Regions from separate parts of the Homo sapiens genome. Here region 1 is linked to region 2. A link is an interaction called in ENCODE POLR2A ChIA-PET data of the cell type or tissue named here. Cell type or tissue: MCF 10A. All regions are shown on one strand. Links, peaks and the distances in the headings refer to the core of each region. The heading gives the core; the rest is flanking DNA. Region 1 overlaps LOC105374042 (a long non-coding RNA gene). Region 2 overlaps LOC105374041 (a long non-coding RNA gene).

Region 1 (2,817 bases), core at 66-2,565, 60 kb before region 2:
CTCACGGCAAGCTCCGCCTCCCGGGTTCAAGTCATTATCCTGCCTCAGCCTCCCGAGTAGCGGGGACTACAGGCGCCCGCCACTGCACCCAGCTAATTTTTTGTATTTTTAGTAGAGACGGGGTTTCACTGTGTTAGCCAGGATGGTCTCGATCTCCCGACCTCATGATCCGCCTGCCTCGGCCTCCCAAAGTGCTGGGATTATAGGCGTGAGCCACCGCGCCAGGCCTTATCTATTATTTTTAAACACTCCATTTAATATAGTTTTTACAAACCTCTAAAATAGACAAAATTACTTTTTTCTTTTTTAAAAAAGTACATTTCCATGTCTTTTTATAACTCTTTTAATAAAAACACGTTCTCTTTTTCTTATATACTTTGTGTATAGAATTGTTTCTCTTATATCTAATAGTTTTAATTACAGCCATTAATTACAATGTTAACTCTTAGTAACACTTATTTTTATTTTTGATGAAAAACCTAGTAAGTAACCAATTTTAGTTATGTACTAGATGCAGAGTCCAAGACAATGAACAATGTCTGAGGCTGGGCCTTGAAATGACCCTACAGGCTTAAATCTAAAGACACGTTCATAGGCAAGTTAAGCAAGTATCAAAAGTATTAGACAAGCAAAGTTTTATATCTAGCAGAGACAGTATCTGACCTTCCTTATTCAGACCAAATGTCTAAATTAAATTTTGAAGACACATGTTTTATTATACCAATAATTTAAAAACTGTCTTTATTTACTAAAGATTATTAAAGTCACGTAAACCAAAATGCATATGAGTTAAAGTTTTTATTTTCCTGATAAAATATTTGATTTAAGCACTTACTTTCTCTAAGCCAGTTATAGAACTCTTTTATCTATTTTGGTAGTGAAACATCATGTACATATAGCATAAATACACAGACATACAGATACACAGATTTTAAAAAGTTGACTATTTGAATCACATAGCCAGCTGTGAAAGAAAAATAAAAATAAAAATTGCTGGTATGTGTTTTTCCCCCTTTGAAGAATATTACAATATTGATAATTTTTCTCCCTTCAAGTATTTGGAAGTATTCACCAGTGAAGATACAAGAGCCTTGGTATTTCATCTGGATGATTTTTAATAATGGATTCAATATCATTAATAGATATCTCACTTCTCTGTTTTTTAATTTTTTCTTCTGTCTATTTTGATAAGTTACATTTTATGCCAATTTTCAAAGTAATTTTCATGTAATTGGTAAAAATATTGTTTTTCTTAATGTCTGTAGGATTTGTGGTAGGGTTTCCCTATTTATCACAATATTGGTAAATTGTATTTTCTTTCTTTTTTCTTTTGGTTAAGCTCACCTGGGGTGTATAAATTTTACTAGTAAATACCCACTGGAATGTTGTTATTTTATCTTTTATTTTATTGAGTTTTGCTCTTGTCTTTTTTATGTTCTTTCTTCTACTTTCTGTAGTTTGGATTTCCTGCTGATTTACTAGTATCTTGACATGGAAGCTCTGATCATCAATTTTCTGCCTTTTTCTTCTAATGTGTGGATCCAAGGCAACACATTTTCCTTTGTTCACTTCTTCAGCTATATATCACAAGTTTTGATATGTCATATCTTCATTGTAATTCTGTTCAAAATATTTTCTAATTGGTTTATCACTCTTTTTAAAGCATGAACCTCTAGAGCTTTCAATTGTGAGACTAATGCATATTTGTCTCCTTAGCCCTAACAGACTACGAGAATTTTTTCTGAGCTGTTGAGAGATTGAACTTAGCTCTTTGGTTTTTTTTCTCTGCACGAAATCAGAATTCGGTAAATGTTTTGAGGGGGAAGGTGACTCTATGTGTGAGTTTCTTCAAGTCTTCAGTTTTGTTACTGTAGCCCAAGAAATCACCAAATGCTCTTTTGATTTCTTTGTTGCTCAGCAGCAGAGTTCTACTTAAGGTCAAAGCTGGATTCTTACATGTATCAACAAGTATCCTCAGAAAAAAGGTGTTGGCAGCTTTTCACTGCATGAATTCAACACTATTTTTTAGAGCTTTTAATCTCTAGTGCTCCTTCCTAGAGATTTTTATCTTCTAAGAATCTTAGGTCTGGAAGAGTTCCACTCTGACTTCCTGAGGTTTTGATTTACCTTTTAACTTCCCACCATGTGCAGATTTGCAGTTCAGCAAGATGTTAAGGGAGAAATTGGCATGTGTCTGAAGCTCTACAAAGTCTTCCATTTGTCACTCCACTCACTCTAGGGCTGCAAAATTCCAGGAAACTCCAAAGGTTTATCTGTTTCCCGATTCTCAACTTCCAACCCACAGAGTACTGACAAAAGTAACCCCAGGTTGTTACCGCTGACTCTCAGCTCACCTCTGTAAGACTCCCTCCTCTCTGTATTTTACTCCCTCTAATTCTTCTTGGCTTTTCAGTTGCCCAATGCCTTGAAGTAAATTCTTGTGTAATTAATTCAGTTTATACAGTTATTCTCAATAGAAATATTAACCTCCTGCAAACTACTCCATCTTATCTAGAAAGAAAGCTTTGAAAATATAATTCTAATTTTTATTTAATTATTTTTGCATATTTTGAGACCTCAAAAACACACACATGGAGGCATACACATACATATATACATGTCACTTAATAGATTTTCCAAAGCCCTTCTTTCTTATCGCAGGAAAATTAAAAATTTCACTTTAACTTCCTATTAGAGAATAACCTAATCAGATGCCCTTTTCTGCTACCATGTGGTGTCAGGGAAAATTATTGGTAATTTTTTCTCAACCAGCAAAGAAATTGTGGCCTTCTGCCAATCTTAACAAACTGTAGCAGA
Region 2 (2,817 bases), core at 173-2,672:
AGTTTTCCTTTACTTGTTCTTTGTTATGCTTTTCAATCTCATGTTGAAATTTGATCCTTAATGTTGGAGGTGGGGCCGAATGGGAGGTGTTTCGGTCATGGGGGCAGATCCCTCGTGAATAGATTAATGTCCTCCCTTGGGGGTGAGTGAATTCTCACTATATTAGTTTCTGAGAGAGCTAGTTGTTAAAATGAGCCTGGAATCTGCCCCCTTCTCTTGCTTCCTCTGTCGCTATGTGATCTCTGCACACATCATCACCCCTTCACTTTCTGTCATGAGTGGAGGCAGCCTAAGGCCCTCACCACATGTGGGTGCCCAATCATGAATTTTCCAGCAATCAGAATTGTGAGCCAAATAAACCTTTTTTCCTTCCTAAACTACCCAACTTCAGGCATTCCTTTATAGCAACACAAAATGAACTAAGATATTCTTTACCATATTTTAAAATGTGGTAGTAAAATTAGACATGATTAAGAGACCACAGTCTTAGCAGGATATTCCAAGAATGGACACCTTTGCTTGAACTCCACTGAGGCCCAAGGCCACTCTACTGGAACATATGCATTTACTTCTTTTCTTTGTCTCTATGGTACACTTTTCTTTTCTACCTTCTCTTCTCCTTTTCTCTCTTTTTTTAATGTCCAGACTCCACTTTATATCACAGGTCTCCCAGACATTGCCGAGGAGGCTATAGTCCATTAAGTACCTGTCTTCCAAACTGTCAGAAATGCTGAGAATTCTCTACTGGGCTTAATGAAAGAAAAACAGCACAGGTTTCTAAGTCTGAGGAATGCAAGATAGAATCTCAACTCTGCCAATTTTTTTGTTTGTTTTTTTTGAGATGGAGTTTCACTCTTGTTGCCCAGGCTGGAGTGCGATGGTGCAATCTCCACTCACTGCAACCTCTGCCTCCTGGGTTCAAGTGATTCTCCTGTCTCCTCCTCCCGAGTAGCTGGGATTATAGGTGCCTGCCACCACGCCAGGCTAATTTTTGTATTTTTAGTAGACAGAGTTTCACCATATTGGCCAGGCCAATATGAACTCCTGATCTCAGGTGATCCACCCGCCTCAGCCCAGCCTCCCAAAGTGCTGGGATTACAGGCGTGAGCCGCTGCACCTGATAACTTTGCCAATTATTAATTTTGTAACTTTGAAAACATTTTCTAACTTTCTTCAGACTTGAATTTCTTATTTGAGGAGAAAAAAAATGAGATGCAATATCTTCTTGCTTGAGCCTACTAGCCTTCAAATTAGCTGCAATTAAACTGAGAGCGAGGCGTAGAGGTGGGGAAGCAAAAAAGTAAGACAGGCTTGAAAACTATACGTAAGAAGTATATCTAAGAATATTGTGTATGTCCTGGAAACAGAACTCACTGGGAGGAAAATAGTATAGAAGCCTTGTCAGTTTCTGAGGAAACTGGATTGCAAAAGAACCCGCAGGCATGACTAAACATGCTTGACTGTTTAAGACACTGAAACAACAGCTAGGCCACCTCTTGAACAAGCAGCTGATGAACGTACTCTGTAACGCCCACTTCTGTTCCCGATCTTGTGCTTGGCATAGGCCCTAAATATATGTCTGTTCCCTCCCATATTGTATTCCCACCCTTAAGGACAATTCTATTTTCTGCTTCTAAAGATTAGGTCCCTAGGTCTAGGAATAAATTGCCACTACCCATGCTTTGGGCCTTTCACTCTGTCAGGGGCTGCAAGAATCTGGCAGCTAGCAGAGCCCAATGGTGTTTGGAGAAAGAAATCCCTTAATCACCGTGGTATAACTAGTGAGGTTACTTCTCTTCCATGAAGACATTCTGCCTCTCCTCTCTGATTGACTCATCTATTCTCCTAGTAATGCTAGTCCAGCGTGGAAATGATAGCATTTACTTACACATTATTTACACCATATACTCCTTTTTTAGTCTTTTGAACACTCATTGTGCCACCAGGAAAACTCTTCAGGTCTTTGATCACAACTAAAAGTCAGAGTATATGGTCTGACTATTACTTATCGGGACTCTAGGTGGAATGTTTTTAAAGGGTGTGTCAGCATAGACAGGTAGCAAATCTGTCCACAGCATGCTTTTTTGGTCCTCTGTGAATTTTTTTTTTTTTTTGAGACGTAGTCTGTCTCTGTTTCCCAGGCTGGAGTGCAGTGGTGCTATCTTGGCTCACTGCAAGCTCCGCCTCCCTGGTTCATGCCATTCTGCCTCAGCCTCCCCAGTAGCTGGGACTACAGGCGCCTGCCACCAGGCCCGGCTAATTTTTTCTATTTTTAGTAGAGACGGGGTTTCACCCTGTTAGCCAGGACGGTCTCGATCTCCTGACCTCGTGATCCACTCACCTCAGCTTCCCAAAGTGCTGGGATTACAGGCGTGAGCCACCATACCCAGTTGGTTCTCTGTGAATTTCTGACAAGGTTTGCATGGTGCCTTGGTTCTGATGGAAAGTACACATTTCTGCTGGCATGTCAAGAGTCCAGGGTAGACTGGTACACAGTGGCACTAACATTTTGCTGCCTCCAACCCCTCCACATCCCAGGGCATTGAGGTATACGTCTCCTTTAAGGAGTGGAGAGCAAATGGAAAAGGTAGGGAGGGAAAAAAAGCATGTAGGAAGTGAAAAGAAGAGAGAAAAAAGGTCTATAATTCCCGTCTTGTGAGTCTCCACTGGGCACATACCTGCTTCTTCATGGAGAAAGCCTGCTAATGTGCTCCACGATGCTTTCCTTTTTCTCATCCCTTCACCCAACCTACTTTCCCATTACAGCTTTTCCTCTATAATCCACCAAACAGTAGCCAGGTCAGGTTCAAAGGAAGA

The links. Peaks named below come from ENCODE experiments on the same cell type or tissue, not always from the same donor. Only the 100,000 strongest peaks of a DNase experiment are listed, where the experiment ranks them.
Region 1: POLR2A ChIA-PET joins it to region 2 with 11 read pairs; 4 of 35 experiments call an interaction of 5 or more read pairs at or near these places.

Annotation. Positions count from the first base shown.
Region 1 is chr3:112,317,749-112,320,565 of GRCh38, forward strand. The region is part of intron 1 of LOC105374042 (a long non-coding RNA gene); the gene reads left to right. Among named protein-coding and RNA genes, the nearest start is that of CD200, 14 kb to the right of the region's middle. In MCF 10A, for the core only: no CTCF peak of the experiment used is centred there; no DNase peak of the experiment used is centred there.
Region 2 is chr3:112,377,725-112,380,541 of GRCh38, forward strand. LOC105374041 (a long non-coding RNA gene) reads right to left here. Exons shown (of 4, transcript XR_924334.3): 3 at 2,679-2,817. Among named protein-coding and RNA genes, the nearest start is that of CD200, 46 kb to the left of the region's middle. In MCF 10A, for the core only: no CTCF peak of the experiment used is centred there; DNase peaks (open chromatin) are centred at 847 and 1,467.